2 separate regions of the Homo sapiens genome follow, and region 2 is linked to region 1. The links are chromatin loops, found by intact Hi-C in ENCODE. Cell type or tissue: ascending aorta. All regions are shown on one strand. Each heading gives the region's core, and the rest is flanking DNA. Links, peaks and the distances in the headings are about the cores only. Region 1 overlaps TTLL5 (tubulin tyrosine ligase like 5). Region 2 overlaps TTLL5 (tubulin tyrosine ligase like 5).

The links. Hi-C counts contacts between places; a loop is a spot of excess contacts. Peaks named below come from ENCODE experiments on the same cell type or tissue, not always from the same donor. Only the 100,000 strongest peaks of a DNase experiment are listed, where the experiment ranks them.
Region 2: it touches region 1 in a loop (1.9-fold over the local background); 9 of 110 quality-filtered maps call a loop at or near these places.

What each region holds. Positions count from the first base shown.
Region 1 is chr14:75,865,998-75,871,376 of GRCh38, forward strand. All of the region lies in intron 29 of TTLL5 (tubulin tyrosine ligase like 5), which reads left to right. Among named protein-coding and RNA genes, the nearest start is that of TGFB3, 110 kb to the right of the region's middle. In ascending aorta, for the core only: no CTCF peak of the experiment used is centred there; DNase peaks (open chromatin) are centred at 2,074 and 2,914; H3K4me3 peaks cover 1,121 bases; H3K27ac peaks cover 878 bases.
Region 2 is chr14:75,802,111-75,807,489 of GRCh38, forward strand. The region is part of intron 27 of TTLL5 (tubulin tyrosine ligase like 5); the gene reads left to right. Among named protein-coding and RNA genes, the nearest start is that of TTLL5, 140 kb to the left of the region's middle. In ascending aorta, for the core only: no CTCF peak of the experiment used is centred there; a DNase peak (open chromatin) is centred at 2,953; H3K27ac peaks cover 2,946 bases.

The sequences.
Region 1 (5,379 bases), core at 67-5,066:
TTTAGGTAAAAATGAGTAAGGGTGAAGTTTCTGGGACTGTAGGAGAGAGCTAAAGTAACTAAATTCCATTAGCTTCAAGAGTTTATAACTAATAAGATAACAAATAAGATATTAAATATTCTAACAGGAAGAATATGTAGAAACTTAGAGCACTTTATTTTAGAGGGTACTTAGAATCATTCCACAGTGGAAGCAAAGCCCTAGTAGATTTTATACCTTTGTAGCTTAGCTGTGCTAGATCTGACCATTATAATTATCACTAAATTGTTGATTGAAGCATGGTTTACATTCTCAGTATTCTGTATTTCTGTCCTGGGGTTACCCTTTAGATAGCAATGGTACTTTTCCAATGAACTCCTTGCACTTGGATTCATTTCTCTAAAGTGTAGGGAGCCATTGGTATAACTCACAGTGTGGTTAACTGCCTGTTTGAAAGCAGTAGATAGAATTGAAATCTGATTTACCTAGCATTCATCCATAAAAGAGGCCTGTTTATGGAATGCGATGTTAAAGGAGGCCTTATATTTATCTTATATCATATTATGTTTATGAACAGCATCTTTCACATAGTAATCTCCTAATAATGTCTGGGGAAAGTTCATGCAGCCTTTCTCTCATTGTGTACATAGGAAGTTCTCCATTCTTTTCGGCCTCCAGTCAGAACACTTAGATATCCAACTTATTGAAGGTGTTAATTTCTGCTTAAACTCTGATTCAGGATATGAGTTTGGAAATGGACATCTCTCAGTATTCATGGGGAATGAGCTTTGATCTTCATCTCAGTATAGCATTGCACTCATAAATGTAGCAATTGTCATATACTTAATCCACTCCTGCAAAAGACTGATCCTGTGACATGGGAGTGAGAGAGGAAAGTCACCCAGAGCCAGTGGCGGAAGTTTTCAGGAACAGAGATACAAGAAACTTGGCGTGATCCAGTCCATATGATAGAGAGCATAATAAACAAAATAAGACAAAATTGAAACAATGAGCTTTTACACACTGATGGTAAAAACAGCAGTTTGAAAAACATTGTTTTAAGTCAGAGCAGAGGTCAGCAAACTTTTTCTGTAAATAGCCAGATAGTAAATATTTTAGGCTTTGCAGGCCATAGCATCTCTGTTGCAACTACTCAGCTCTGCCATGGTAGAGTGAAAACAGCCATAAACAATATGTAAATGAATGAGTGTGGCGGTCTTTCAACAAAACTTTATGTACAAAAACAGGCAATGGGCTGGATTTGGCCTATAGGTCCTAGTGTGCAGACCCATAGACTAGAGTAACAGAACCATTTGAAGGGCTTGTTAAAACAATTGTTCCTCCATCCCATTTCTGATTCATTAGGTTTGGAATAACCTAATGAATAGGCAGAATCCTCCCTTTTTGTTTTAATAATAATAGCCACCACTTAAGCACTTGCTGTGTTCCAAGCACTATTCAGGGTTCTCTATACACATTAACTCATTTAAAAATGAATTTCAGGGCCGGGCGTGGTGGCTTATGCCTGTAATCCCAGCACTTTGGGAGGCCAAGGCAGGTGGATCACAAGGTCAGGAGTTCGAGACCAGCCTGACCAATATGGTGAAACCCCGTCTCTACTAAAAATACAAAAATTAGCCGGGCGTGGTGGCGCATGCCTATAATCCCAGCTACTCAGGAGGCTGAGGTAGGAGAATCACTTGAACCCGGGAGGCGGAGGTTGCAGTGAGCCAAGATCATGCCCCTCCACTGCAGCCTGAGTGACAGATTGAGACTGTCTCCAAAAAAAAAAAAAAAGCAAAAAAAAAATTTCAGGATGGTTGTGGGAAGTACTGAATCTCAAGAGTTAGGAATGATCAAACAAATCTGTTATATATTGATACAGCCCAATGCATGTCTTCTAATTCTGTCTTTCTTCTCCTGCTGTCTTCCTGCCCCTGAAGGAGAAGGCAAAAGAAAACTTTTCTTTCAGCTGAGTCGGGGACTTTCTTGGGTAACAGTGACTACTGGTGACATCAGCATGAGTAGCTCTCCATGCTGGGGTCTGTGAGGAGGGCTGCACCGGCTGTGAGGCCTGACTGACCTGATTCTAATTGCAGACATTGAGCTGATGTTATTCTTGGCGCAGGACAGAGCGATTACTCAGTAGTTTCTGTTAAAGTGATCCTTTGTTAAACTTCTGCTCCCAACCCACTCCCTGCTTCCTTCCCTCCCACTCTCTTCTCTGCCTCATCCACAGTGAAAAAGAGCCCCAAAAGCAGAAAAATTAAGGACATATTGATGGCCAACACAGAATTGCCGAAGTTTCCTTTAACAATCATGGGAGAAAGGAGAGATTTTAAATACATCTTAATTCTTCACTGGTTCCGGTCTCTTTCGAAACCCCTTCAATTTTTAGTAGACTTAATTTTCAACATTAGTAAATAACTCAAGGTAGGAGAAAACTGTGCGTCCTAAATTTCTCTCATCCTTCTGCCCCATCTGTTCTTTACTTTTCCCTTCCCACCATGTCCAAGTTTACCAAACTAATCTGGATTCAATAATCCTAGCAGAAACTAATGTTCCTATAACAGGCAGGACTGGCAGCAGCTCATTGTTCACATCAAGAGGTCTTTCAGTTTGCTGGTAACATCTTGAGTGCAGTGTGTAACAAGCTTTTTGCTAATGCTGTGTGTGTATATACACAATCCCACAGGTGTGGAAAGGATTCCCATATAAACCGAACCATGTCTTGTTATTTTGCTCCTAAAAGTTCATTGCACGTGTCTAAAAAAATTCTGCCTCCTCCTGCAGGAATGAATTCTGTTTCGCCAAGCCTTCAGCTGCTGTGTGTTTGTGTTGTGGAGGAGGGGAGGGGAAAGAAAGAGAAATTCAGCAGGCACCCTGTCTTTTTCCAAGCAGCTGGCAATAACATGCTAGCTCCTCAGCGTGGCACAAAGAGCAGGCAAACAGTCTAGCCATGCAGGAGGTGTCTTGATACATCTTTATAATGGCGTATCAGAGAGGAAGGTTGGACTGGGGACATGAGAGGGGAGGAGTGTGTGTGTGTGTGTGTGTGTGTGTGTGTGTGTGTGTGTGTGTGTGTGTTTAAGTTCCAGAGCATATTGACTCCGGAACTTAATGTCATAACCTATTGCTTCGTTGTTTTTTTGTTTGGTTGGTTCTTTTGTTCTATTTTATTTTCCCACTTGACTTTTAGCAGGAACTCATACTTAGTGTCTAGCTTTTAGTTATTATTGATTTTCCTAGGACCACTTGATTTAGTAGATTTTGCCAAGCCAAACTTTTATTCTTATTTAATGAAAATACATAGAAAATACATGAAATAATACTGCATTCGGTTGTTTTGGAAATAGGCCACTCTAGACAGGCTTTGGAGTCAGATAACCCACAGCTTAAGTCTTGGCCCTGTCTAGTCCGTGACTTAAGACAGGTTATTCAAACTTTTAAAACCTCATTTTCCTTATCTCTAATTTGAAGATGATGATATATACCTGTGTATTATCATGATTGTAGTTCTCAGGATGTGATATTGATATTACCATATGTCAAGCACCAAAGTGGCCATTTTTTTGTATTATCTCAGTGGATCTTTACAGCTGCCCTCTTATTAGCCTCATTTCACAGATGAAAAAGCATAGTATCAGTTAGATAACTTTCTCTGTGTCACATAAGTAATAAATGGTAGAACTGGGATTTGAACCCAGGTCTGTCAGCCTGCAGCATCCAAGCTCATGGCTATTATGCTATATGCTGCCTCCTGCTGCTAATAAGGCATTCAATAAACAGCAACTGTAAGTACTATTACATAAATTCTAACTTGCAATGTATACATTCAACAAGTATTTTTTTTTTTTTTTTGCGATGGAGTCTCACTCTGTTGACCAGTCTGGAGTACAGTGGCGCAATCTCAGCTCACTGCAACGTCTGCCTCCCGGGTTCAAGCGATTCCCCTGCCTCAGCCTCCTGAGTAGCTGGGACTACAGGCGCACACCACCACGCCAGGCTAATTTTTGTATTTTTAGTAGAGATGGGGTTTTCACCATAGTGGTGAGGACGGTCTTGAACTCCTGACCTTGTGATCCACCCACCTTCGCCTCCAAAAGTGCTGGGATTACAGGCGTGAGCCACCATACCCAGCCAACAAGTACTTACTGACTCCGATGAAACTATGTTTGAAAAGTTATTATCAGGTCTCTTCACCAGTCTCCTACTATTCATAAGCACCATCTCAAAAGAAAAGTTTTCCTGCACTTAGGCCTAGACGTCATCCCAATTACCTCAATCTTTTTTTTTTTTTTTTCCTTTTTCTGGAGAACGGGGTCTCGCTATATTGCCCAGGCAGGTCTTGAACTCCTGGGCTCAAGCTATCCTCCCACCTCTTGCCTCCCTGAGAGCTGAGATTACAGGCGTGAGCCACCACGCCCGGCCTCTCCTCAATTCTTAATGAAAGAAATATCTTAATAAGGTGTTCTTGGGCGTAACAATCTTGGAAATGCCCATCCTTTACCCTCCCTTGTACTTTTATTAAGTAATGGGTTTAGCACCTAACAACACATGCAGTATCCTGACGTTTGTTCTAGAGGTTTGGATAGTAGGAGCACTTGTATGGGTTGTTACTAATTCCTGTGTTATTAATAATACAGGAATGATTTCTGTAATTATTATTTTGTCCTTTCAACACTGTTACTGGTAATGCTATTTTAATTTTATTTCTATGATAGGTGTTTTTCAGAAGACTCCCAGGAAACCTGACAGGTGTCTACAAATGTGACTACCACAGATGACATGTTTGCTTAATTCATATTATGCTTGCTTTGGTTTTTTTTTTTTTTTTGAGACGGAGTCTTGCTCTGTCGCCCAGCTGGAGTGCAGTGGCTCGATCTCGGCTCACTGCAAGCTCCGCCTCCCAGGTTCACACCATTCTCCTGCCTCAGCCTCCCAAGTAGCTGGGACTACAGGCGCCCGCCACCACGCCCAGCTAATTTTTTGTATTTTTAGTAGAGACAGGGTTTCACTGTGTTAGCCAGGATGGTCTTGATCTCCTGACCTTGTGATCTGCCCACCCTCGGCCTCCCAAAGTGCTGGGATTACAGGCGTGAGCCACCACGCCCGGCCTATGCTTGCTTTTTCAATATCATATAAGTCTGATCTTAGTGTATTATTACAATACAGACTTTCTTTCATTGTGTTAACTTATTACTGATAGTAGCATAAGTACCCTGGTTATCATCATGTTGCTTTCTAAGCTGCTCCTAGGGGAATATTCTTCTGGAATCTTAGAGGAAAATGAACACGCAGTAAATGCTTCCTGTGCACCAGATGTAGTCTTATCTCCATTCCACTGATGAGGAAATCAATGTTCAAAGAGTTTGGGTAACTTAGCCAAGATCACACAGC
Region 2 (5,379 bases), core at 161-5,160, 64 kb before region 1:
CCCTTTTAAAAATAAGATTTATTCTGGATATGTTTATTCATTCTATTGTTTTCTAATTCATTATTTTCTTGCCTTATCTTTACTAATTCCTTCTTTCTGCTTTCCTTAACTTTGTTCCACTATTTCAATATTTCTCCCCACCTTGAGTTAAATGCTTCATTTATTTTCATTCACTCTTGGTATTTTTTTCACTATATAAAAGCTATGAATTTTTCTCTGAACATTGCTCTCATTATATTACATAAATTCTGATCTATCTTTAATTGGCTTTCTGGGCAAGGAGTTAAGAGATATTCTACTAAGCAAGCAAAGTTGAATTTAAATTACTTGTGCTATTTTGGAAGATGAGTATAGAATATTGAAGTTGTTGGGTATTTCTGAAAAATCATTATATTTGGCCTACAATTTCAACTGCTTAGCCTATTAAAACTTTTAGTGGCATTTCCTGCAAAACTTTTTATTTCATTGTGTTTGTGTGTGCATGTGTATATGTATGTATTTAAAAAACATTTTGCTAGGCTCTTAAGAGTCTTCCAGGCTTTGGTACTAAGCCATGGGGATGATATAACACATAGTCCTCAGCATGAAATAACTCACTCTCTTGTAATGGTGGCAGCTACATAAACAGATGGTAATAGTAACATGGAATATGCATGACAGAGATAGTCTGAGGGAATAACAACCACTAAAAGAGGCCCCGAACCCAGCTTGTGGGTGGGAATGGGGAAAAAGCTGAACTAGCCTTCTTGGAAGAGATTATATCTAAACTGAATCTTAAAGATAGGCAGGTAGATGGCAGAAGAAGGGGAGAAACAGTTTACAGAATAAAAACTCACTTGTGCATATGTAGCGAAACGAGTGACAGGCTAAGGATGTCACAGGATGGAGAGTCAGCAGGGACTAGCTAGGAATGAAGTTGGGCGAGAAGGCAAGGGCTGGTTCAGGGAGAGCTTTCATGCCGTGTGAAGGAACTTGTCCTTTGTCTCTTAGATGATGGAGATTCTCTGAGACACAATTGCTTTGCCTTTTAGCTGGACCACTCAGGTAGCTTGAAGAGGATGGATTTGGAGGATGAGGCAGTGCCACTCCTTTTTCCTCCATGCTCGCTGGTGAAGATAATGAGGAACAGTGAACTAGCTAAAGGTAAAGAAGCAAAGTATTCTGACAAGCCAAAAATTTGATGATAAAACATAGAGGGACTCAGAATTTACATTAGAGGTTAGATTCTTAAGAAATCTGTGTGGCAAAAACAGAAGCTCATATCCTGTGTAGTTACTACTACTCCTGCTGTGATTTAACTTTGTTTATAGCCTAAAACACATAAAAATATCAAACTTTCCCTGCCATGTGAGCAGCGGCCACTTCAAAAAATCTGTGCAAGCACGTGTATACTTGAAATATAAAGAGATAAATGTTCTCAACTACCACCATTCAACAAATAACTTAGAAATCTGAGCAGAGAGCAGGTCAAATTTAATTCTTTCCCTTGGCCCAAGAGAGGCTGGTTGTCTTTTGGAGATGAGATTTTTTGGAAATCTATGTGTATGTCCCTGAAAGCAGGGTTTTCTAGAAACATCTTGCACCTGGGCTGGGGGCAGGAGAAGTGTCGTGGTGGCCAATAGGGTACTGAGCTTCCGTGTGAAGTCTCACTATCTCTGCCTGACTCCATGCTGGAAGGGAGTGTAGTGCTCTGAAGAGATGTAGCCCTTTGTGGTTATTGCCATTAGTGAACAGAAGAATGTGGTGAATTAGCCCAGCTTTGTGGTGAGAAGTGGGAGGCAGGGAATCAGAGGGAGCGCTGGCCCTCTCCGTGCAGGCAAGCCTGAGACTGCAGGACCCAGCTATCATTAGGAGCAACTCCAGCTCTTCCAGCCTGGGAGTTTAATCAAAGGGATAACAGCAGACCACCCAGGCGGGGGCTCCAGTGTGAACGAATGTGCTGTGTCAGTCTCTGCTCCCCAACCAGCCAGTGCCCGGGATGTGGCCAGGCCTCCTGGAAATGTGCTGACAGATACAGAGAGGGGAGGAGATACTTTTTGCTCTTCACATTTTTCATTTAGATGGAGAGTGGGAAAAAAAAAATCCATTCTATTTCTTTCATTTTTCTTGCTCCTTACCCTGAGACTTCCCTGCCTGGTCCTAGAGAAAGATAGATGCGGAGGTACATAAAGCTTGATTCACAGCAGTTAAACTCTCTCACTCTCTCTATACAAAGGAATTCTTTATCATTTCTTCTGCTTCCGCAGCTAACACCGTAAGGGTCCACAGTGGACCCTGAGTGAATCTCAATTTCAGAAATTCCAAATGAAGAGAGACGGAGCTAAATCTTTGAAATGGTTACAGATGTTCTCTAGGATTGAGGCAGATGGCGCCCAGTTTATCACAAGCTTCAGCAATTGGCACTGGAAACTCTTTCTGCCTCCTTAGTTTATCTGGACACATTTGAACTTAGGTACATTTGTGCTCAGATTTTGTGGCCGTTTGTTAACCCTAGTTCCTTTAGTTTCATATTCTTTCTTAGTAGAAAAAGTTGTTGTTCTTTTTACCATATACATTATTCTTTCCCATTTCTAGAAGCAGGAAAGGGTAAATAGAAAAAGGCATAAGCTCTTGAGTCAGCAAGACCTTGGACAAGTTGTTTAACCTCCCTGTGCCTTGATTTCCTCATCTGTAAAATGGGGTAGTTTTGGTATCAAGACCAATTCTTCTCTTGGCTACTTGTGCCTCTCTGTTCCAGGACCTGGCTCCAGTTGATCTGATCTAATTTCCTAGCTTTTCTAGGTCTTGAGGCTTGAAGCTCTCATTTTCTTTAGTTCCTGGCCTACTGCATGGTCTCTTGTTTTAAAATAGCCTTTGTTTTACTCTGCCACCCCTTTAAACTCATCTTACTTGTACTGCCAAACTTCTTTTAAAATAACACACCCTTGTTGGCTCTAGTCTCCCTTCTGCCCCTCCACCCCTACACACTTGCTCTTGCAGTCTGACTTCATCTCTTACATTTGTCCATCTCTCTCTCAAAGGCCACTCATGACCTCAGAATTGCCAACTTCAGTCACTATTTTTAATCTTCTTCCTTTAGCATGTGGCACTATTATCAACGGCTTCTTAGGTGAAAATTTCCCTTAGCTTTTCTAACCCTTCAGTAATTCCTCTGAGAAATCATTGCTTCCTCCTGCTCTCCCTGAAAACTAGATTCCATTTTCAACATGTTTTTCAGAGCCACTGGCATATAGATCTTATGTGTATAAAGTTGATCATAGCAGAGTGGCTCTGGTTGAAGAAGGTGGAGTGGCCCCTGGGCATCTGCTTCTCCCTGGTCTTTTGGGATCCTCCAGCATATCTCTGAATTCTAGGCTGTAATCCTCAGAACTTCTTTTTCCTCTCCATACTTTCCCCTGGGATAAAGTTCCTTTTCCTGTGATTTCATCCTGGTACTTCTCTATGGATTTCTCCCAAGTATATATCTTTAGTTTGAGCCTTTGCTGAGAGTCAGGTCCACATTTCCACCTGTGAGACATTTCTACCTAACTATATTGCAGAACATTCAAAATACTTGATGTATTTTGAACATATTTTGAAAATACTCAGAAAAGTCTTAAACATATTTAAAACTTATTTGCCTCTTTTTGTTCTTCTCTATATTAGTGACATTGCAATTCTTGGAATTCTAGAATCCCAGGGAATTTAGGAATGGAGCCATTGGTTTATCAGTGCCTCTCTTCACTTCCTCATTCTATGTCCAGGCAGTTGTCAAGATTCTACAGTGTCTCTGATACCTATCCTGTTTTTCACTTTTCCATCTACTGTCCTGCTTAAGGCCTTTATTATCTCTTGGATGGAGAGCTGCAATTACCTTTTCACTGGTTTCTTGGCCAGTCTCTTCCTGTTCACCCTAGTCTTTGCTTTGCTCTGAAAGATTCTTTTTTTTTTTTTTTTGAGATGCAGTCTCACTCTGTTGCTCAGACTGGAGTGCAGTGGTGCGCGATCTCAGCTCACTACAATCTCTGCCTCCCAGGTTCAAGTGATTCTCCTGCCTCAGCCTCCCAAGTAGCTGGGATTACAGATGCCTGCCGCCATGCCGGGCTAATTTTTGTATTTTTAGTAGAGATGGGGTTTCACCATCTTGGCCAGAGTGGTTTCAAACTCCTGACCTCAAGTGATCTGTCCGCTTCAGCCTTTCAAAGTGCTGGGAATTCAGGTGTGAGCCACTGTGCCCGGCCATAATGGATCCTTTCCTAAATCACAAGTCTCATCATGGTACTCTTCTGCTTAAGAATCTCGAGGGCCTTCTGTTGTCTATAATGGGAAGCCCAGGCTGTTAAATGTGATTCAAAGCCTTTATTTAGAATCTGGCTCCAGGCTACTTTTCCAGCCTGTCTCCCTACTATCACACATGTTTTTGTGCAGCTCAACTAGAATTTCTGTTAGTCTCCATGCCTTATGCTATCTTCTCATGGAAAATGTTCCCCAGTTGCCATGTCTAATCTGGGCATCTGTCCAGGCTCAGTGTAGATGCCACTTCACTCATATGCATACTCTTTCACTCATCACACTAGGTATGTCAAGATAGCTCTCTCTTTTAACAGACAGTGAACTCCTTGAGGGCAGTGTCCTTTGCTGCCTCAGCACCTGACTCATTGGTAGTACTCAAAAAATGTGCTGATTCGACTGGACTACAAGGTAATTCATTGAGAATTGGATCATGTCCATTTTTTTCACCAGTTTTTTCCCAGCCTGCTAGATATTAATAGTATGCACTCAGTACGTATTTTTTGAATAAATAAGTAAATGAAGAACCCTCTGCTGCCTTAGCCAGAAGTCATCTTTCTATTCTGTGTGCTCCTTCATTCCTTCATTACTTTTTATAACAGATCTATTATAATTATTTTGCATCTTTTCTTTCCTGTTTTGCACTAAACTACATGATGCAGTTCTTTCTAACTCATCACCTAGCGCAAGGCCTTTCACTTGGCAGTCATCACATGCTTGCTAAATTGAAAAGAATTTCTTTTTTACATTTTGTAGGTTTTTATATTTTCTTTAAAAACGATTGATGGCTGGGTGCAGTGGCGCACTCCTATAATCCCAGCACTTTGGGAGGCCGAGGTGGGTGGATCGCTTGAGCTCGGGAGTTCTAGGCCAGCCTGGGGAACATGGCAAAACCCCAACTCCACAAAAAAGACAAAAATTAGCCAGGTGCGGTGGCACGTGCCTGTAGTCCCAGCTACTCTGGAGGCTGAGGTGGGAGGATCGATTGAGCCCAAGAGCTGCAGTGTGCCATAACTGCACCACTGCACTCCAACCTCGGCTACAAAGTAAGAAAGACCCTGTGTCAAAATTTTTTCATTGATAACACCATACCTGCCCTTCATAATTAAG